2 separate regions of the Homo sapiens genome follow, and region 1 is linked to region 2. A link is an interaction called in ENCODE POLR2A ChIA-PET data of the cell type or tissue named here. Cell type or tissue: K562. All regions are shown on one strand. Links, peaks and the distances in the headings refer to the core of each region. The heading gives the core; the rest is flanking DNA.

Evidence for each region. ChIA-PET counts read pairs that join two places held together with the same protein. Peaks named below come from ENCODE experiments on the same cell type or tissue, not always from the same donor. Only the 100,000 strongest peaks of a DNase experiment are listed, where the experiment ranks them.
Region 1: POLR2A ChIA-PET joins it to region 2 with 5 read pairs; 3 of 35 experiments call an interaction of 5 or more read pairs at or near these places.

The regions. Positions count from the first base shown.
Region 1 is chr6:14,146,913-14,158,330 of GRCh38, reverse strand. It overlaps the pseudogene RNU7-133P. Among named protein-coding and RNA genes, the nearest start is that of CD83, 35 kb to the right of the region's middle. In K562, for the core only: no CTCF peak of the experiment used is centred there; a DNase peak (open chromatin) is centred at 4,950.
Region 2 is chr6:14,028,334-14,039,751 of GRCh38, reverse strand. No RefSeq gene overlaps it. Among named protein-coding and RNA genes, the nearest start is that of CD83, 84 kb to the left of the region's middle. RefSeq lists an enhancer at 3,637-4,836. In K562, for the core only: no CTCF peak of the experiment used is centred there; no DNase peak of the experiment used is centred there.

The DNA of each region.
Region 1 (11,418 bases), core at 3,333-7,332, 120 kb before region 2:
CAGAAAGAGTCCTGGGGTCTCCTTCTGGCTTAACAAAGCACATAATTATTGTCCAATCACAAAGAGCAAGGGTGTGAGGTACTATCATTGAGCCTCCTCATCCCCAGAGGTGGGAAAGATGGTTCCCCAAAGGAAAGTCAGAGGAAGAGGAAAGAATGCTGAGCAGCCAAGAACGACAGATATCTATGATGTTGGCCTGCAGCTCTTGACTTGGTTTTGGCAAAGGAAGAGTACAGCTTTATTTTTAAATACATATACACAAAATATATACATATAAAAATAATATAAATATATACATAACATATATGTGTGCATGCAAATGTGATATATATATTATATATGATATATATAATATATATGATATACACTATATATATATATATTTTTTATAGCAAATTCTATCAGCTACCTAAAAAGTGAGCTCCACAAAGGCAGAGAATATTTTTCATCTGTTTTGTTCGCTGTTGCATCACCATTACTTATAACAGTACCTGGCACATAGTGGGTTCCCCCAAAATAGCTGATGAATAAATGAGTATGGAAATCCATACATATGGAGAGGAAAGCCCAGGGGACTGTGTGTGAGTGGAGACTGAGTATATACCATAGGCTGCCCCACCAGACGGAGGGTATTACTGGTGCTCTCCTAACATCTGCCCATTACTAGTGATGGATTTAAAGTCTCCAGGCAGTGATAAAGACTGTGTACCCCAAATACATGGCTTTTTTGACTTATCTTGCTAATAATTTCACCTTCAGGGAGTAATAGAAGTTGTATCCCTTAGAATCGTCTCTCACCAACCAGTGAGAACCATTTAGGATTGAATGTGAAAGAGATAAAAACCTTTGGAAGAAAGTGGCCAGGCCAGTCATGGTGGCTCACACCTGTAATCCCAGCACTTTGGGAGGCTGAGTTGGGAGGATTGCTTGAGCCCAGGAGTTGGAGACAAGCCTGGACAACACCAGGAGACCCTATTTCTACAAAAAATTAGCCAGGTATGGTGGCATGCACCTGTGGTTCCAGCTACTTGAGGGGCTGAAGTGGGAGGATCACTTGAGCCCTGGCGACTGAGGGTGCAATGAGCCAAGGTTGCACCACTGCACTCCAGCTTGGGGGACAGAGCAAGACCCTTTCAGAAAGAAGAAAGAAGGAGAGAGAGAGGGAGAGAGAGAGAAGGAAGGAAGGAAGGAGGGAAGGAAGGAGGGAAGGAAGGAAGGAAGGAAGGAAAGAAGGAAGGAAGGAAGGAAGGAAGGAAGGAAGGAAGGAAGGAAGGAAGGAAGGAAGGAGCCACAGGATCCAAGCTTTAAAGGTATTGGTAAACATGTACCTCAGATGTGCATTTCTAAAAATGCAGACGTAGTGATTCAAAATTTCATATGGGCCAATAAACAAGATTTATTTCAGAAAATGTGAATAAGAAGAACAATGAATGGGGAATATATATACCAGATATTAAAATACAGCAGTCCCTCAGTGTCCATGGGGGATTGGTTCCAAGACTCCCATAGATATTAAAATCCACAGATGCTCAGGTCCTGATATAAAACGGTGCCATATTTACGTATAACCTATGCACATCCTCCTATATACTTTAAATCATCTCTAGCTTACTTATAATACTAATACAATGTAAATGTTACGTAATTAGTTGTTGTATTGTTTTTAAAATTTGTATATTTTTCATCATTGTATTGTTATTTTTATTGTGTTTTTTTCCTGAATGTTTTCAATGAGGTTGGTTGAATCTGCAGATGCAGAATCTGTGGATACAGAGGGCCCACCATACATACTCTTTTTGAGGGGCAAGGATGGTATACAGTGAAAACTGGAAACCCTGTTAGATAAATTCTAAAAGAGCTGTCACACTCAACTCTATATTCTACAATGGCAGTAACTAAACAGTATGGTACTGCCTCAGAACAGACAGACACGTCTATGGAACAAAATAAAGAATCCAGAAATAAACTGAAACACATCTGGGAATGTAATACATTATATAGATGCCATCCCAATTGAGTAAAGAGAAAGTGGATTATTTGATCGGTGGTGTTGAATCAACACAGAAGAAGCCATCTTGAAAAGATAAAGTTGGATCCGTGCCTCACACCTTACACCTGGATAAATTCCAAATGTAAGAAATCAAAACCCCAAAATAGTAGAAGAAAGCATGAGAGGATATTTAATAAGTTGAGATGGGAACAACTTATCCAACATAAGATTCAGACATTATAAAAGAATAGGTTAATAAAATTCTATCATGAAAACATAAAATGAAAATTCTCTATGCAATAAACATTACAAGCAAAGTCAAAAAGACAAATGACAAATCAGGAAAATATCTACTTCCTCCATCACAGACAAAGACCTAATTTCCCCACCATGCATGTTTTCATGCAAATTAATTTTTTAAGATGGTTAATCCATTTAAAAATGAGTAAAGGATATAAACAGTTCATAGAAAAGTAAATATAATAAGGCTCTTTAAAATATGAAAAATGTTCACAGCACTCACAAAAAAATACAAGTTAAAACTACCCTGAAATACAATTATTTGCTGCTGAAATTGGCAAAGATCCAAAACCCCGATAACATACTCAGTTGGTGAGGCCTGGAGTAAAGGGAACTCATTTATCACTGGAGGGGAAATAAATTGGATGGACGCAAAGGTCAATATGGCAATATCTATTAAAATTACAAATGTGCCTACCCTTTGACCTGGCAATTCATTTCACAGTCTTTATCCTACAGTTGTACCCACACATATGCAAAATGATGTATGTACAAGATTATCTGTTGCAACAACGTAAGAGAGAAAGATTGGAAACTACCTAAATGTCCATTAAAAAGGGACCTGGACAAGGAAATATTATTAAGGTGTAAAAAAGAACAAAAGATCTCCAATATATGCTGCTAGCTGAAAAAAAAAAAAGATATGAAACAACGAGTGAAAAGGAGAGAAAAGAATATATATCTTTTTCAAGTGCATAAAAATCTCTGGATGGATACTCAAGAAACTGTGTCACTAAGAGCAAGCCATATTCAAGGGGAGAGAAATTAGACTCTGTCTTTGATGGGAAGAGGGTCAAAGAATTTGCAGACATATTTAAGACCAGTTTTTATACTCCTAAAATTCTGAACCCCATGAATATATCACCTATTCAATATTTAATCCATCAATTTTTTAAAAACAAGGGAATGAGTACCACTGGGTTTCCAAGTTGTGGCAGTTTACTTCTGTCAAAAGAAAAGAAAACATTCAACTGTCATCAGAATTTTTTGCAAGTTAGACTTGATTTCAGCATTCCAGGAGGTCCTAGGAGAGATTCCTCCTGGTTTCTTGTGGGGATTCAAACCCAACCAGAAAGAGAGGGATAGAGGCAGACAGGGAGGGAGGGAGAGAGAGAGAGAGAGAAAGAGAGAGAGAAAGAGAGAAATATGTTATATGTTATGCCGGTGGTAGTTAGCAATGTGGTAATTGTTATAACCCCCTTTATAATTCTGTGTGATTTCTAACATTTTTTCATTGAGCAGAAATTTTTGTAACCAAAAAAACTGTTATTTAAAAATTTATATATTCTTCAAAGTTCACTTATTAGTTAAAATTCACGTATTATTTCAGATTCACCTTGCCTTCCAACAAAGACACATCCCTGGAGAAATGTTGCTTCTGCTAATGGAGTGCTAAGCTGAAGGATGCTGGTAGAAAAATTCAAAAGAAAACTATACTTTTAAAAAGAAAATCTAGAGTGGACAAAGAGAAATACAAGAGAAGGGAAAGGCTGGACAGCATTGCTGACGAGGTTGCAGGGTAAAAGTCAACTGGAGTATAAAGGAGCCATGAAGAGACCATCAGACGAACGCTGGGCACCTTAGACAGTAAACACTAGATAAATTCCATAAATTAGGTATCTTCAAAGGGGGTTTTATGCTTGGCCATATGGTCTGTGATGTACAATTCTTCCTCATTTCTTTATGACAGCATCAGTAACTTTGTATATATGTATGTAGTTTTCCAAAACACCCCCACCTCCAAAGGAATTCAGCTGAACAGGAACCTGAAAACTTCCACCTGTAGAAGGATATCCCCAGCAGAGTCTTGGGACAGGAAATAGGATGGTCTGGGCCGGAAATGTGAGAAGGTCAGTTGGCTGGAGCCATAAAGCGTCAGGTAGGGAGAGACAGGAGATGGGGCCTGATGGACAATAAGCAGGAGGCAGGTCTTGGAGGTCCCTATGTCTTACAGGACTTGTGGACGTTATCTCATAGATTACTTGGAACTACCAAAGAGCCTTAAATGGGAGTGTCTTAGATTTGTAACTTAAACTGAGCATGTGGCTGCAGCTGGAAGACAGATTGGAGTGGTCAAGATTGGAGACAGGGAGACTAATTAGGGTTTTATTTTGCAACAAACCTCATCCAGGTGATGGATGAGGATGGTGGAATAAGGATCGTGGTAGTGGGGAGAAAGAAACACACAGGTATGAGAACTCTCCAAAGGATAGAATGGGCAAAACGGAGTGATTGATTGGACTGAGGTTAGGTGAGGGAAGGGTTTCTGTGATGTTTCTTAGGTTTCTTGGAATGGATACTGTTGACAAAACAAACAAACAAACACACAAAGCATATATAGAGAAGACCCGTTGTGTGAGCCTTTTTAAATTGTTGCTTATTTCTTTTGTTGTCTGTAAGGAAGCTATGAGTTCAGTTTCGAACATGTTGCATTTATATTATTTATGGGACAACCAAGTAGAGATGTTCAGCTGGTGGTTGGATACTTGAGTCCAAGGTTTGGGGAGCATTCTGGGCTAGGGGTATAGAAATCATTAGGATACAGGCAAATAAATGATACAGAGGGATGGGTTCACCCCAGAATATCAGCACAGTAAGAAGGGTCATGGGGCAAGCACAGAGCTTTGGAAAGTGATGTCTGGAGTTAGAGATAGGACTCTAGGGTTTAGGACTCCAATGACTGAGTAGATGTTGACCTGATTATTTCAGGCAGGCACCTTTAGCTGCAGTAACTGGGACTCGTTCAATTTATCTCAAGAGAAGGGAGGTTTTGTGGAAGGGTCTGGATCAGACCCGGAGACCTCAGCAAATGAGGCAGGTCTGGGGGTATCCATCTCTCTCCAACCCTATTTATTTCTGTATATCCTCTTCATTTTCACAGTATTGACTTTATTATCTCTTCTCTAGGGCCAATTTCTCCAAAATTTGGAAGGTCTATAAACATCTTAAAACTGTAAGCAAATTGTTCATTTATGCATTTCTCTGCAAGGGGAGTCTGTAGCTTTTGTAAGATTCTCAGGGTAATCTAAGATACAAAAGAAGCCCAAAACCTCCTCCTTATCTCTGTCTGTCTCTCTCCAGAAAGAAAGAAGCCTTGGCTTGCCTCAGCCCCACCTTAACCCCACAATATCCATTCACTTCCCGATCACTTGCAAATTACAAAATTCTTTTTATTTTCCTAGTTCAGATTTTAAAATTAGAGGATATGATTGATCCAGTTTTTTTACATTAGGCCAAAGTTAATAGGATTATTGCTGTGGAGTCAGGGTTAGCTAGCAAGGGGGTGTGATGACAGAATATAAACCCAGGCTGCCTGAGAAGGAGGTTAGGTAAAGAAGCTTCCCTTGGAAGGGATGCGGTGCAGACAGGATGGAAGGTAAAGGCTTGGCCTACGCAGCATGCCCGTTACCATTAAAGAGGAGTAGATTGTGTATCCCACATATTGTGTGAGATGATCAATAGCTGGCTGGTTGCAATTACCCAAAGAGATTGGATTACAGGATTGATATTAAACTGGAAGATATCTAATGGAATGCTACAGATTTTGTAGAAGATCCCAACCTTATCTTTTCAACATTTATGTTAATTAAAGTTTATCAAACATGAATATCAAATTTGAAGCTGGGGGTGACATAATATATTGGAAGACAGAGCTGAGTCTCAAAACGATCTTGGCAAGTTGGAACAAGAGATCAAAACAAACAAGATTAAATTTAGTGGGGCTGAATATAAAATATTGTATTTAGAATTATTAAATTCAAACACACAACTACCACATCAGGAAGAAGTGGCCAATTATATGTTCATATATAGCTTTAAATAATCTCTAACCAATTTGATCCCAAAGAATAAGGCAATTGCTGAAGAAAAAGAAGAAAAAAAAGAAAGAAGACAGAGAGAAGAAGCAGAAGCAGGAGGAAAAGGAGGAGGAATAGGAAGAAGGAAGAGGAAGAAGGAAGGAGGAGGAGGAAGAAGAAGAAGGAGGAGGAGGAAGAGGAGGAGGAGGAGGAAGAGGAGAAGGGGGAGGAGGAGGGGGAATGTCCTGTATTAATAAATGTTTAAATGCCCAGATCCAAGTGTGGTGCTCCATTATTCATTGCTCAGAGGGCATCTGCATTCAGTGTCTAGCTGCTGGGGCCCTATTTGGAAAGATCCAGTAAACACAATATACTCTGCTCCTTAAGACAGCCTGCCTGGGCTGGGCACGGTGGCTTATGCCTGTAATCCCAGCACTTTGGTAGGCCAAGGTGGGTAGATCTGAGGTCAGGAGTTTGAGACCAGCCTGACCAACAGGGAGAAACCCCGTCTCTACTAAAAATACAAAACTAGCCAGGCATGGTGGTGCATGCCTGTAATCCCAGCTACTTGGAAGGCTGAGGCAGGAGAATTGCTTGAACCCGGGAGGCGGAGGTTGTGGTGAGCCAAGATCATGCCATTGCACTCCAGCCTGGGCAACAAGAGCAAAACTCCTTTTCAAAAAAAAGGAAGGAGGGAAGGAAGGAAGGAAGGAAGGAAGGAAGGAAGGAAGGAAGGAAGGAAGGAAGGAAGGGAAAGAAAAAGATAGCCTGCCTGGCTTCGACTTGGATTTCCTCCTAAGTTATTTTCTCTTAAATTACTTGCTCATGCTCTATTTGTTCCAGTCCATAGGCACATGATGCCCTTCTCCTGTGCCTGCTGAAGTCCTAGCATCTCCCCTCCAGGGACTGCAGTGAGCTCACACAACCCTGGACTCAAACTCTTGTCATCATGATCTTGCAATGATGCCCACTCCACGCCTTGAAACAGACTCCCAGAAGTGCCAGTGAGCAAACGTGAGGATGGGTTGTTTAGTCTTCATGGTGGCAACAACAGAAGAAACTGAGGTACAGAGTCATATCTCAAAGTAAGTGACCAGCACAGTTAGGATTCAGACTCCACATATTTGACCCCAAAGGCATGGCCACCCCTCATCCACTTTTTTCAGCTCCCCTTTGAGCTATGGCAACACAAAATCCAAGAAATCGATTTTTGAATAGTCTGTTTTGACTCTTTGGAATCCTCCCTTCTCCTTTCTTATCCTTCAGGCTGTCAGTCCCCATCTGCTCTGCCCCCAAGACCCCAGCATCTCCCCCTACTTCCCCCCTTCCCTCATACAGAGTCAACATTGTGACTGACACTTTTGTTTGCATGAACCCTCGCTTGAGTAGATAACCTCTGCTCAAAGAACACCTTGAGATGCAGATAGTTTTGGTCACAGTTTGGAAAGAGCAGGGGGTTGTGCCCCCAATGGTTTGGCTTACCAAGCAAACTTGCCACATAAATCTGAGTAACCCACACATCATCAGTGATATCAACATGCTCCCAAACCTAGCTGTGGAGGTCCAAAGATTGGCACATTTCCTTCCACATGGGATGAAATTGAGCCACGTCAGAAATTAGGTTAACTGCATGCATGAGAGCTGTGCAACAAATCAGATAAAATCCTCCAGGGTCCCAGGCTTGTGAAGGAGGGCCTCAGATGGAAGAAGAAACCACAGCTGTGTCCATGTTCAATGTCCTGGTGTTGATTGTGTAGGGGTAGTAAGAGTCAGAAGGGAGGCCAAGGTCATGGGCAACGAGGCAGTCAGGTGGAGCTGGCACAGCCATGGGAGGAGCATGAACCGAATAGACAAAGTGTACCATCCAACAGAGCATAATGCTCATGCTGGGCAAATGAGATACCACCAGGGAGGACCAGCCCTTCCCCTGACAGCAAAACGATAGGGTAGGAACACCTGGTCCCAAGCAGAGATTCGGTCAGGCCTGGGTTCTATGGGGCCCATGGGCCAGGAGGCTGGCCTCATTGGGCAGAGCATGCAAACCCTGCATAGTCCTGTTTCCTTTCCTCCAACCTACCAGCCAGGCCAAGTGTACATTTTCAGGCTAATGATCTATGAGGCTGCCAAACTAAACTTCATTTTCTGTTTGAAAGATTTTTCCAGTTTGGGGCCAGGCGCAAGGCTTGGCAATTTTACCCAGAGTTCTCCTTACACATGCAGTAATAACAATTAACCAAAAGCAACTGTGTGCCTTAGGGTATCCAAGCCCCTAGAATGTGCAAATGAGTCCCAAGGCAAGCGGGGAGTCAGGCGGGGGCACATCTGCTCATTTTCCTTTCCAAAATCATTGCAGTGCTAAGATCCCTTCCCCGCTTGCCAGGAAAGCGCTGCCCGGTGACTTGTTGCTGCCAGCAGTGGCTGCACATGGCCCCCTAAGTAGCAATTTAGGGCGATGTCCCATTTGCCAAAGAACAGTTACATACATTGACTAGTAGTACAGTTCAGACTTCTGTGGTTTGTGTGTACTTAAATAAAAATTACAGTCCACTCTTGGAAAGCATAATGAAAACTTGGTCTTTTTTAAGGATTCTAAGCTATTTAATTGGTCCAAATAACATCTGTCCCTGAACCTTACACCATTACCTACCAAGTCACGGAGGAGATGCAGGTAATGTGGTTACTGCCTCCACAAGAGGGTGACATCACTCACGCCTTGTTAAGTGGGTCCTTCTGTTCTCTAGTGTCAATCCCTGGTTGCTTCCTTTCACAAAGCTTCTTATCCAACACACTATCATTGTCATTAGTCAACTAATTAAAATGCCTATTAACATGGAGAATCATAAAAAAGATTAATACGTACAACCAACATTTGACTTTAACCTAAAAATAAATGTACCTTAATTTGCCAGTTTTTCCTTGTGCCAACAATCCCCGATCCCTCTCTGACCAAAGTCAACTAAAAAAGAAAGAGAAACTTAACGCAACACTTCCCCAAACCTAAGTTCCTTGACTAATCATAAAATAATCCTGGGCTTAAAAGTCACCTGAGAGATTAGCTCATTCCACTCCTTTAACAGAACTGAAAATAATGTAAAATTTTTTATCATTTTACAGAAGAGAAAAATGAAGTCAGAACAAGGATGTTAGCAAAACTGAGAGAGTTGTGAGTGCTTGCAGCAAAGGGGTTACCGATGCTAAATAAGCTCATCTGCTCTCTAGAACCCCAGACAGATTCACGAATTACAGGCCCCGCTAGAGTGTCATTGAAGGTGGGAGACAGGGCATTGAATCAATCAGGAAGATTGATTAGATGTCACAAAAGAGGCAGTAAGACTTCCCAACTTGTCCAGTGGGGTAACTGGTCCCCATGCCCACTGCCACCAGGATATGCAGGGGTCTTATTTGGGGGATGACATGGACAAGCTCCAGGCTCGAGGCTACCAGGCAGGTCAGAGGGCAGGGGCTGGTGCCCCGCTGACATCAGGGCAAGGAGTAAAAAGCCCAGATGCTGGACCCTAAGACCCCACCACCATGCTGCCTGGGCAGAGCTCAGGCAGTCACCCCCAGGCAGGAGACTGGAGCGAGACTGGAGGTATGATGTGTGCAAAGCCGCAGAGGCTGAGACTGAACTGCAAACAACCAGGCAGGGAGAGCATGAGCCCTGAGCAGGGAGGTGGGCAGAATTCCAGTGAGGGTGGGAGACCAGAAGGCTCTAAAAAAGTGAAATGGCATGGCCAAACCAGCACTGGAACAGGATCGCTCTGGCAGCAGAGGGGCTCTAAATAATGAAGGAGGTAACACTGGGAATGACTGGTTGGGTCCAGGTGAGGACGACAGCTCCTGAAGAAAGGCATATGGGGGAGGGAGAATAGGTTTGAGAGGAAAAGTTAAAACTAACAGAGTCAGGCCGTCTCTCACTGACCTCTTGGTTCAAAAGGTAGGACCCCAAGCTCCCAATGTTGCCCCTTTAACCTTGCCAGTTAATAGACCCAGAAAGACCTGGGTAAGTGAATGTAAAGAAATATTGCAAGTTGAGCCATGCGGTTGCTGTGAGATTTTAAACCAGTTGCCCACTTCTTGCCAGGAAATGTAATCTCATTTTGGGTTAGATGGATCTGCCAGGAAATACTCCAGTGTGCAGTGAAGCTGTGGAGTAGAGGTCAATTTTACAATTACGAAATAGCTGGCTTTTCCAGAAACACCAGCAGTCACCCGTCTACATCCTCAAACGGCAGCTATGAATATCACACCTGTGCAGCCTGTCACTGGGGGACACACTGGGGATGATGATTCACGTACGGTGGGAATGTGGGGGTACGCTGGGTGCACAGCCAAGTGTGTGCTATGAGCTGGACAAGGTGGGAGACGAGGTTGAGGCTCCTCTACAAACCTCGTCAGCTAGGGCTGGGCATCAAAATTAAACTTGTGCTTCTACCACAGCCCTCATTGTATCTTCTCATGGCCTGGGCAGTTCTTGGACCATCAAGGTCTACAAAATTGGCACTCCCCCCAAGAGAACTAAGCCTCCTTTACTTCTTCTACTTGGCACTGACGATGACTTGAGCTGTGACAGAGCAAAGGCCAAAATATGAATGCCATCTGGGCTTTAACAGTTACTAACTAGAGGAATAGTTCAACAACGCCTTTCGACTAGTGGGAAATAACGGAGCTAGTGTCTTTGGCCAGTCTCAAATCAGTCCTACCCCTGACTCAGGCAAGGTTTAAAGGGGGCTGGGACTAGGAAGAGGCAATTCACCTGGGATGCAAACCATGAGGGGATCCCAGAAAACTCAGCGATCAAGATATAAAATATTTCCAATATTTCTAAATGTTTAGAATATTTCCAATATTGCAAAAATTAAAATGAACATAGAAAAATCCATGATGAATAAAATATCAAAATGTTATACAAAAAGGTGCCCTGCCAAGCCGTACTGGAGCCTGAAGCAAAAGAAAAAAATTAGTAATGCTGGTTGTTTACTTATTTAAAATTTGCAGATTTTGCTCATCATTCCATTCACTTGGATTTTTAAAAAAATACAGCATTAAAACATTTTAATCTTGAGTACTGACTCTTTGGACACCTTCTTAAATCTCGTGCCAGAGACAAACACCCCACTCTTGGACCAGCTTCATGGGAAGGAATTTGAGTAGTTTTACATGTGTTCACTTACAGTTTTGGACACCCTACCTCACCCCAACACATACACACACACACACACACACAAACATGTATGCACATACACACAAAAGGGCTTGGAGAAATTCAAAGCCAGTCTTTGGAGCAGACATCCCGTCCATTCACAGAGGCTATGCAAACAACTTTTCTCA
Region 2 (11,418 bases), core at 3,216-7,215:
GCTCTGTCATCATTTGCTTTTAATTTCATGAAGAGCTTTAATGTGGGGTGAAAGCAGTATAAACATTCAATAAGTGGTGTGTCTTTGTCACTTTTAAATAATGATACTAAAGCAATAAGCTTCTTGCTACGGAAAATGGAGATGATATAAAATGGGCAGTTGAGATGATTCCCTAAATAATTTGGGAAGAAACAAATAACCAGCTACTGGGAAGGAAGTGCTTATTAAGTCTAAGGTGTATTGTCCAGTTTTGTACACCTGTCCTTTCATTCAACAAGTATTGACAGTTCTCTAAACACCTGCCTCCACTAGATAATTCTATTGCACTTCTCTATTCTGCTTGTGCAGACACAATCTTTCTCTCTCCACAGCCGAGAGACTTGCCAATTGCCAAGTTCAGCTACAAGGAGGTCTACGTTGGTGACTGAGGCCCTCGGAATTGCATTCTCACTCACTATGGGCAGTTCTCACTCACGATTTGGTGAGGTGTCCAGCTCCTTATCAATGCAGCCCAGGAGGCAAGATGGAGATACTCCCCCAACCCTGGAGAAGAATCACCAATCAGAATGTCTTGAAAGCATCTCTCAGTTGCTAAGTAATAAATGCTTCTGTTGGTAGTGCCCTCACTCTGATTTTGACATAGGGAAGAATGAGAAAATCAAGGTTCCCACCCTGGTAACAGAATGCCCATGACCCCAGCTATACTCAAGTAATTGGTTTTTACACAACCTGCTTAAAAGAGGACACATGACAGATCTCTCAAAGGCCTGTGGAAACAGGCACAATCTGTTTTAAAACCTCAGCAAAGAAGAAAAAAAGGCCTTGGAGTAAGAGAACATACAAGATTAATGATCTCCCTGCACTGTAGGGAGAAGTCAACACCAGCTGGGGATAGATCTGTCAGAGGCAATGAACGTGATGAAAAAAGGCAGCTGATAAGTTCATTCGGTGTAGAATTTCAACTATGATCTATGGATACACACTGCAAGTACAGGAGCATCATTTTTTTGCAGAGTATAAATACCCCAGAATACAAACGAACCAGCTCTAGTTCTCATTTTGTCCTGACCCTGCATCCTGTTGTAAGTCATATTAGTCAGAGGCAACAAACAGGACAATTGTGAATATTCAGTTTCTTTAAACGATGGTGGAGGAAATGTGTCTGTAATATGCATTTTCATAATGAAACCAACTCAAGAAGTCAACTTCTTATTTACAAGGATACTTGTTTATTCTAATATTTTACAGGTATAAATATACCAAGTGTGGTGGGGTGTAGTGGCTCACATCTGTAATCACAGCACTTTGGGAGGCTGAGGCAGGAGAATCACTTCAGCCCAGGAGTTCAAAACTGCAGTGAGCTATGATTGCACCGCTATTCTCCAGCCTGGGCTACGGAATGAGACTCTGTCCCTAAATACCAAGTATGTATTATTTCCATGTAATGCATAATATTTTGAGTATATTAAAACTGAAGCTCATGAGGGATTCTGGTTTAAGCTCAGTTGTTATGTTGGACGGCACATGGCCCCAGCTTCCTCACTATGTAGGGCAAAAATTTCTACAGTGACGACCGTAAGGAGAAAAGATAATCAAATTATGTGAGCGGGTCTCATTTCAATGATGTCAGACTCATGTAGCTGATTTTGTAACATTTTTACTAGATGTTTGATTGAATTAACTTTAGAATTTCAACCCACAAATAATCTAATAAAGGTAGGGTTTGAATCCATAAGTCATCTAAATTCAGGCGGCATTGAATTTGCTTCCCCAAACCTTTTTCAGAAGCTTATGTCTTCAACGCAAGGCTCAGCTGTCGCTTCCCATCCTCTGCAGGTGATCACAAGCTGTCAAGCAACAGAGGGGCCATTGCCTAAAAAGGACAGTGAGCAACAGCAAGCCGACAAACACACCCTACAAATTAGGGCGGCTCTGCCCCAGTGAGGGTCAGTCAGTGTCCAAGAAGCTTTGAATGCAAGAACTAGGTGATCACTTGGAGATTCAGTCCAGAGCTGCAAAATTCAGGGATCCAGATCACCCAAATGGTGAATGGATTGGAATCCTCTTCTGCTAATTCCTCTCCCAAGCTCTATTGAAAGATGCCGGGTTTAAAAACAAAAGCAAAACAACACAACCCCAAACTGGAAATATGTGGCTTCCAAACCATGAGTCAGCTCTGGTTCCAACTACCGCCCATCTGGCATACACAGCATAAATCCACATGTTTCAGAGGCTTTTCTAGTAACAACACACAAAATTTAAATCCCAAATCTGTGATTTTAGCCTGAAAAGTTTTTTAAAACCAGAAAAAGAGAGAACGACTTTATACTTAGAAATGAGGAGTACCACAGCTCATTTATATATACACGGGTTGACTAAAACCTGGAGCTGGGTGTTTTTAACCTGAATTTTTTATCAGAAAATGAGAAAAAGAGAAACTTTCCAAAGCACCTGCGGTTTCCAGATCTTGGGGAGAAGGTAAAGCATTTTAGAGACGTTTCAGATAATATTTTCTCATTTTAAAATATGAGTGATAGCTTTAGGGCATGTGCATAGAGAGAGAGAGAGAGAGAGAGAGAGAGGAAGAGAGATTGAAACAAAGAAATTGAGAGAGAAAGAGGAAGGGAGACAGTGAGAGGGGCTTTTTCTTGCCATCATTTCCCAATTCTTTTCCATCTCTGTCTCGACCGGGCCAGCTACAACTCCCTACCTCTATACCAACAGGTCCACATCTATTTCTCTTACATGGCTATGAACTAGAAATAATGAGCTTTTATAATTTATTTTGGGATGTGAATAATTTTTCAAAAAATCTTATACTGTGGTTGGGTGCAGTAGCTCACGCCTGTAATCCCAAAACTTTGGGAGGCTAAGGCAAGTGGATCACTTGAGATCAGAAGTTCAAGACCAGTCTGGCCAACATGGCAAAACCCCATTTCCACTAAAAATACAAAAAAATTAGCCGGACATGGTGGTGCACACCTGTAATCCCAGCTACTTGGGAGGCTGAGGCACAAGAATCACTTGAACCCAGGAAGTGGAAGCTGCAGTGAGCCGAGATCACACTACTGCATTTCAGCCTGGGCAACAGAGTGATATTCTGCCTCGAAAAAGAAATCTTATATGGTGATTTTTTTTTCTGCCTGTGGTTTCAGTGGCCCTTCATAGAAACAGGTTCCCCACCCTTCACTCCGCTGATGATACATCACGTAAAAACCCTTCAGTGGGGACAAAATTAACTTCCCTCCCTTAGAGAAGAGAAAAATCGTCAAGTATTGTAACTTCAGTCTTCTGTTTACATACACAATGGTTCTGATTCCTCGCTTTTGTCTCTGGTCATCTTAACCTTGAGTCCCCACTGCTTACATGCTGACCCTTGAGCAGGGAGGGAAAGATATGCCAAGCTGTCCCCGTGATGATGGTGACAGGGGAGAATATTTAAGGTACAACAGAAGTCGCTCCCTCCAAAAGAGAAGTACTGAGATGAGGGTTGGTTTCAGGGTATGCCCCATGAGGGGTCGTCATTATACTTCCAATTCTGAAAAAAAATCCTGTCTGGAAGCACACAGATTTTTTGAACTCTGTTTTTCTTGACTGTGGTCTAGTATTTACAAATTCCTTCGAAGCATGTACTTGTCAGCCAGTGCATACTTCAAGAATTAGCTTTAGAAATATGTCTGTGTGCATATACACATTAAAATATGTGCATTCTGTTTTCAAAGTAGTACAATGAGAGGCTGATGAGCTTAGCTAGAGAAGTTGTACGATGTCCTGTCTGTCCTCTCATGAGCCCATGACCCAGCAGGCAAGTTTTAATACAGAAAATCAGCAGAAGAGAGGTCTTACTGTCATAGAAGAATACCTTGATCTACTGCTGTATTAGTATGTTAGGATAAATAACTGCAACAACAACCCCCAAATCTCAGTGGCTTGGTACAATATAGGCCTATTCCTTACTCAAATCACATGGAAAGCAGTTTGGTAGCTCACTTCCAGGAGGTGACTCAGGAATCTAAGTTCCTTCCATCTTATGCTGCCACCATCTTAAACACGTGGACTTCCACGTTGTCACAGAAGGGGAAGAAGGAGCATGTCGGGTTTTTATGCCAGGCCCAGAAGCAGCTTGAATCTCTCCCAGCCACATTCCACTGGCGAAAACCCAGTCATCTGGCCCCAGCCTAAGTAGAATGGAATTTGGGAAATGCAATCTCCCAGGGTGCCTGGAAGAGAAAACAGGATTGATATTTAGCCAACCCCTGCCATAGGTGATTTTTCTTCAGTCTATTACGTTTTTAAACTTTGAGTGTGCTAAATAAATAAGCAAAGGTAACAAAGAAAAAGCTAAATAAGAGCTTTGTACGTCTGATAAAATTAGACCTCTGATCGGACCCAATTTCCCCAAGTGGCAGACCAAATGGAGCTACACCAGGGTAGAACATCCAATATACAGACCTCAAAGGTACTTTTTATTCCAACGTGTATAGACACCACACCTTGCAGGAGCTGTCTTACCCAAAGGGCATCCCAAGACAGGGAGTGCCGTTGCAACACTACGACGATCCGGCCTCGAGGTGGGTGTATCCATTGGGCCCTAGCTGAGGAAGGAGGGACAAGCCACTCCTGAGAATTATTCTACAACTGTGCTATTCCCTAGTGAAATGAGGACAAGCGAGGGACAGAGGGCTATCCAGTGAAGTGGGGGGTCCAGGACCATTCTTAGCAGGGTGGGGGACCCCAACAGGAACCAGATCATACTGTGCACCTCCACACACACCATGTGCCCGTGCTGTGTTCCCTACCCCAAGGAATGCCACCACCATCCACCCATTTCCCCAAGCCAGGCTCCTCTCACTCCTACCTCCTACTACACAACATTGCCACTCTGTTGACCTCACCTCCTGGCTCTCTCTCCAAGGCATCCCACTTTCTTAATCTCACTGCCTCATGACCGCTCCCTGGTCTTCTGCCGCAGCCTCATACCTGGCCTCCCTGCCTCGAGAGAGGCACCAACGCTTCAGGGGGCAGAGTACTTGTTCTAAAACATAAAGCTGCTCATGTCATCCCTGTTTAAAACCCCTAATATAGCTGAAGTTCCCATTGCCTTTAGAACAAAACTCAGAATCCCTGGCATGACCATCAAAACCCCACATAACTGGTTTCTTGCTTGTTCACCCAGCCTCGGCTTTCTCCATTGCCCCTTCTCCCGAACGCCCCCATGCATGCTACAACCAGCTAAGCGTTACCGCTTGCAGTTCCCAATATGGGCTCCTGCCCCTTCCTCTGCCTCAAACTCTCACCCTCTCACCTTCTCCCTCCTCGCCAGATGACTTCCCACTTGTCTCCAACAGGACAACGAACAAAATATTCCTCTGTTCCGACTCCAGAAGGAATGATTGGAACATGGTACCATTCGTATTGAAGAGGGAATCTGACTAGACGTAGCGTCATAGCCCCAGGTCACTGTTTGGCAGAGATTTGGGTCAAAGTATTGTTATCAGAAGAAATCTGCCTTCCTTCACGCAGACTAGATTGGGAGTTCAGCCAGAGAAGCACTCTCCAGGGTGGACTCCAAGTCTTCTTATATGCACTTGAAAAGCACCCATGGCCCCACATTGCAGGTGAAGAGGAACCTCCCTGAAATGGAGGTGCCCACAGGCACCTTGCTGTTGTTCCTCTCTCTGACCCCATCTCAGCCCTCTCTCCGGAGAAGTCATCAGGAGCCAGGGCAGACAGAGACAATATGGAGTCTCGTCATGTTGCCCAGGCTGGTTTCGAAATCTCAGGCTCAAACAATCTTCCTGCCCCAGCCTCTCGAGTAGCTTACAGGTGAGAGTCACCATGCCCAGAGGGACAGAGACACTAGTGACATTGACTGGCAGAATTTGTAGCTTCTCGAGACAGCCTTAGGACTGGAGCTCATCAGTTATTCCATGGGGGAGCTTGTGAGCTGATGGAGAATGCATGGACACCAGGCAGCGAGGGTTAAAGGGGCTGTAGAATGGCCACAGGGAGGACTGGGGGAATGAGAGTACTCTGAAGGTGTAGTCATGTAGTCAGTGAGTCCTCTGCTGATGCCCCAAAGAGGAGATTCAGAGGCAGCAAATGCATCTGCACTCTACAAAAGGCGCTGCACCATCTACGGAGGACTGCCTATGGGTCCCCTAAACCAAGCGTGTGACCTCGAGCCCAGGGCTGCCTGCAGGCTCTGCGCCAGGGGTGAGAGCGATCAGGGAGCAGGTGCAAGGCAGGATTCCTGATGGTCTGGAGGGCTGGGTGTTCCCTCACCCATGTTACGAAAAGGACAGGGGTTCCTGAAGTCAGGTGAAGGGGTTTTTAGAGAAATACTTGCAGAACATGATGTGGCCCCTGGAATCTGGAGGACCCAGAGAGAGAGGGTGCCTGATCTCAGCCTGTCTGTAGCATTCTGAAAACAAAAGTCTGACCTGAGGCCCCCTTGGGTATAGGGTGGGAGAACAAAGTATAAGCAGCCTGCTTTTCCGAGTTCAGAGGGGTGAATGTGTGCTCCCTATGAACCAGAGCAATTGCTGCAGAAGGTCATGAAGCTTGAGCTGTCTTGAAAGGGTCCCTCCCAACAGGTCCACCTGCAGCCAGAAGTGACCACAAATGAAGAGTCTGTGAAGGGTGGATCTCCAAAAGTAGAAGCTGGGAGGAACAATCAAAATGGCAGGCCTGTGGGGCATCACCTGCACAATTGCACCTGTGAACCATGCAGGGGGCATCACCTGCACCATTGCACCCATGAACCATGCAGGGGACATCACCTGCACCACTGTACCCATGAGCCATGCAGGGGGCATCACCTGCACCATTGTACCCATGAACCATGCAGGGCATCACCTGCACCATTGCACCCACAAACCATGCAGGGGGCATCACCTGCACCATTGCACCCGTGAACCATGCAGGGGGCATCACCTGCACCATTGTACCCATGAACCATGCAGGGCATCACCTGCACCATTGCACCCATGAACCATGCAGGGGGCATCACCTGCACCATTGCACCCGTGAACCATGCAGGGGGCATCACCTGCACCATTGTACCCAGGAGCCATGCAGGGGGCATCACCTGCACCATTGCACCCATGAACCATGCAGGGGGCATCACCTGCACCTCTGTATCCATGAGCCATGCAGTGGGCATCACCTGCACCTGTGAGTCATGCAGTGGGCAGGGGACTCCAAGGGGGTTCCCCAGGGGGACACTTTCACAGAACTCACCATAATCAGAGCTAGCATTTGGGCCCTGTCTCCCCTTCCTGCACTTTATCTCCCTGCTCTTCCTCTAGGTAGAGCAGGTCTCCCCATGGAGAACAAGTCAGCTTAGGGGGTGGGAGATGAGTGTAGGGTGGGAGACAAATCCTGAAGAAGCAGACCACTCTGCTATCTCCTCCAATGTGGGTTTCCAAGACTAATGCAGGTCAACACTGGACTGAGGGCAAGAATCTTTAAATGGGAGACCCTAGAGCTTTCATATTAGATTAAATTAGACTTTTTTTAACCCTAAAAAAATGAGACTGCTTATTAGGACCTAAACCTGGTCAAGAAAGCTGTTAATTGGATAGATATATATGTCGGTGAGTTGAGGTAATGATGAGGAGCATCAGTTTTTGTTTTTTTTTGCTTACTCTGCATCAAGTCTAGCTCATTTGATGAACCAGTGATGTCAGCTACACTGGGGCCACATTCTCCATCACGGAAACCTTGGACCCACGCATGGATAAGGGAGCTTTCAGAAGTCTTGTGGGCTTTGGGTAAACTAAAATTTTGGCCAGCAAACAGACACAAAGCTGCACCTTAAATCCGTCTAACCTTTCTTAAAGGTTGGCCATCCTGAGTGAAGGGGACCACTCTGGTGTTGACTCTCCTGAAGCCACCAGGGCTGCTTAGGCAGGATTTATGATCCTGCTCAGGGAGCACTCATCTGTTCACGTGGAGCCTGGCATCACCCTGCACTGGTTCCAGGGGCGGGAAGGGAAGCCACAGCCAGGCAGCCCAAGGGCTTCTGTGCTGACATCCTGGGAATTCATTCTGCCTTCCTGGTGAGGGCTGTTGATTCCAGGCACAGACCCAAGAACTGGAAAATGTCAGGCTTTGCTCGGCAAGTCCCTTCTGTGATTGAGAGAAATGGATGAGTTGGAAGGGAATACAAATGGGGGAAGCACGTAAAACAGCTGAATAAACCTGACAGCCTTTCTCCAACCTTTTAGAGGGAGCAGAGAAAGAGAGTAGGGAGGGAGAAATTCTTTCCAGGGGTCTCGCCCTCGAGTAGGGGAGACGTTACTTTTCTGGGCATATGAATACTTCAGTATTTCTCCCCCTTAATGTTGTTTTCATCTTCTTCTTTTTTTTTAAAGGTGGAAGAGTGTGTGAGTGTGTGTGTGTGTGTGTGTGTGTGTGTGTGTGTGTGTGTGTGTGTGTGTTAGAGAGAGAGAGGGAAAAGGTATATTAGTTTTCTAGGGCTGCTGAAACAAATTGCTACAAACGATGTGGCTAAAACAACAAATTTATTCTTAAAGTTCTAGAAGCTAGAACTCCAAAAATCAAAGTTTCAGCAGGGTCATGTTTTCTCTCCGAAGGTTCTAGGGAAAATTTCATTGTTGCCTGTCTAGTTCTGGTGGCTCCAGGCATCCCTTGGCTTGTGGCAGCCTCACTCCAATCTCTGCCTTCGTCTTCACATGGCCCTCTCCTGTGTGTGCCCCTATCTTTTCTTCTATCTCTTATACCGATACTTGTCATTGGATTTAGGGTCAACCTGAATAATCCAGGATGATCTCATCTTGAGATTCTTTCTTTCTTTTTTTTTTTTTTTTTGAGATGCAGTCTCGTACTGTTGCCTGGGCTAGAGTGCAGTGGCACAATCTCAGCTCACTGCAACCTCTGCCTCCCAGGTTCAAGCGATTCTCTTGCCTCAGCCTCCCTAGTAGCTGGGATTACAGGCATCCACCATCACGCCCAGCTAACTTTTTGTATTTTTAGTAGAGACGGGATTTCACCATGTTGGCCAGGCTGGTCTCAAACTCCTGACTTTATGATTTGCCCGCCTCGGCCTCCCAAAGTGTTGGGATTACAGGCGTAAGCCACCGAGCCCGGCCTTTCTTAATTATATCTGAAAAGACTCTTTTTCCAAATAAAATTACAGTCACAGGTTCCTAGTGGATGTGTTTTTTGTTGGGGAGGAGGACACCATTCAACCCACTGCAGAAGACCAAAAGACAGCAATGAAATGATAAACTGTTTAAGGTCCAGGAATAAGGAACTGGGGTTCATGGGAAAGCTCTTCCATTTTAGGGATACGCGTCCAGCCCCTCCTTATCTCCACGCAGCACGTGCCAGGTGGGCCTCCATACCACTGCCTCTCTTGGAATCTCTGGTCTGGGTCAGGTGGGGGCATTGGGACCAAGAGGAGATAGCTGTGCTCTCCCCAGGGCTTTGTACCAAGACCATGCCTCTGTTTAGTGGCACACAACGGAAGCATCAGTGTTAGTAAGGAGTAAGAAATGACTTATCTTTCTTGAAATAAAAAAAATCAATTGCCTGTAAGGAAGCCAAGGCCTGTTTCTCCAGGACCAGCTCTTTAAATGCATACGACTCTCTTGAGGATAATTAAAAGTCCTTTGTAAATTTTGAAGAGCTATATAAACATAAGACTTCTTCATATCATCACCATCATTATTCCAAGGAAATAAACTCTAACGACAGCAAGTACCTTCTGTATATTGAACACATTCCACATACTGCACATGGACATGCATCACGCTCCACATTTTACTCCCATAGCCTCAGTTAGTCTCATGTCTCATTTTCCTTTCCTTTTTTTTTTATTTTGACAGGGTCTCACTCTGTCATCTAGGCTGGAGTACAGTGGTAAAATCATGCCTCACTGCAGCTGTGACCTGTCGGGCTCAGGCGATTTTCCCACCTCAGCGATTCTCCCACCTCAGCCTGTAGTTGAGACTACAGGCATGCACCACACTCAGCTAATTTTTTGCTTTTTGTTTTTTGTAGAGGTTTTGTCATGTTGCCCAGGCTGGTCTCGAACTCCTGGGCTCAAGCGATTCTCCCACCTCTGCCTACCAAAATGCTGGGATTACAGGCTTGAGCCACTGTACCCAGCCTCATTTTCCTTATTTTTTAAATGGAAATGAAAACACCTCCTTCTCCAGTTATTCTGAAAATCACGTAAGTAAAACAGCTTACCCAAGGTCATACAACCAGAGAATGATACACTGGGGACTCAAATCCAGATTTTTCTGATTCCAAAACTGCTGAGCTGAAATCCAGTGTTTTTTTCCCATTTGTGTGACTTTTTAAAAGGGGTAGTTTCTGCCACAGGGGCCAGGGATGGGGGGCGGGGGGTGCTTTTTGGCACTCTTGGGAATTATCTTCTCCTTTCTTCACCTGTGCAGACTTGCAAGCACCTTTTAGAAAAATGAGGGACAGGTGGATCCTCAGAGGGTTAGACTTGGTGTGGAACGGCCTATTCTGGGCTAAGGAACTGGGCGTTTTCTGACTTTCTGATCCCAAGTCTCTAAGCTATGGTTCTGCTGTACCTCAAATAGATCTTGTGGAAAACCGCAGGACTATGGCATCAGGCTGCTCTTCTGCAGGTATTTATGGAAACCCTGGTAGAGGAAGGATGCCTTCATGGAGGTTCAACCTGGCTGGGGAGAGAGAAATCTGAGCATAATCAGAAGAGTGTAAAATTAAGTGTTAGTAGGAGAGCAAACTGTAAGTAACAGGTGCCAGGGAAGTGGACAATCAGAAAGATGTAAGGATGTACTTTGTTCAAGTCATAGCTCTGGTCCACCCACCTCCGTGAAACTGACTTCAGGCCTGCGGCTGGCCCCCTTTCTGATGGCAGGAGGCAGGAATGACGTCCTGTCTCCTTTTGCCAAGAATCTGAGCCAGTGACTGTAGGGTAGTACTGTGAGCACACGGAAGCGTGAAGAGTGGCTCCATGGATCTGCCTGACACCGAGGTGTCCCAGACTCCTCCACCCTTCAAGGCTCACATGCTCAATAATGCCCTGAAAACAGCGGTCCAAGCCTGGTACTCCTGGGACTCCCCCAGGAATGCTGTCCTCACCGTGAGGGTCACCTCATCAGCCGTCTGGCTCTCTGCCCAAGCTTGAACCCTGCACTACTTGTTAGTTCTAATTATAGATTGTAATGATTAATTAAGTTTTGATGACATAAATACGTTTTGATGGGGATAACAGGAGGTTTGGCTACTCTTGGAGCCCAGGGGTCAAGCCTTCTTCAAGGTCCCCACTAGACACCATTCTCTGTGGTCACAGTGAAGAGGCCAACTCGGTTCCCAAAGAACCATGTCTCTCCAACTTTGAGTCCAGGCAGATATTTTCTGAGGCTCCCATAGAAGAAGAAAAAAAAGTTG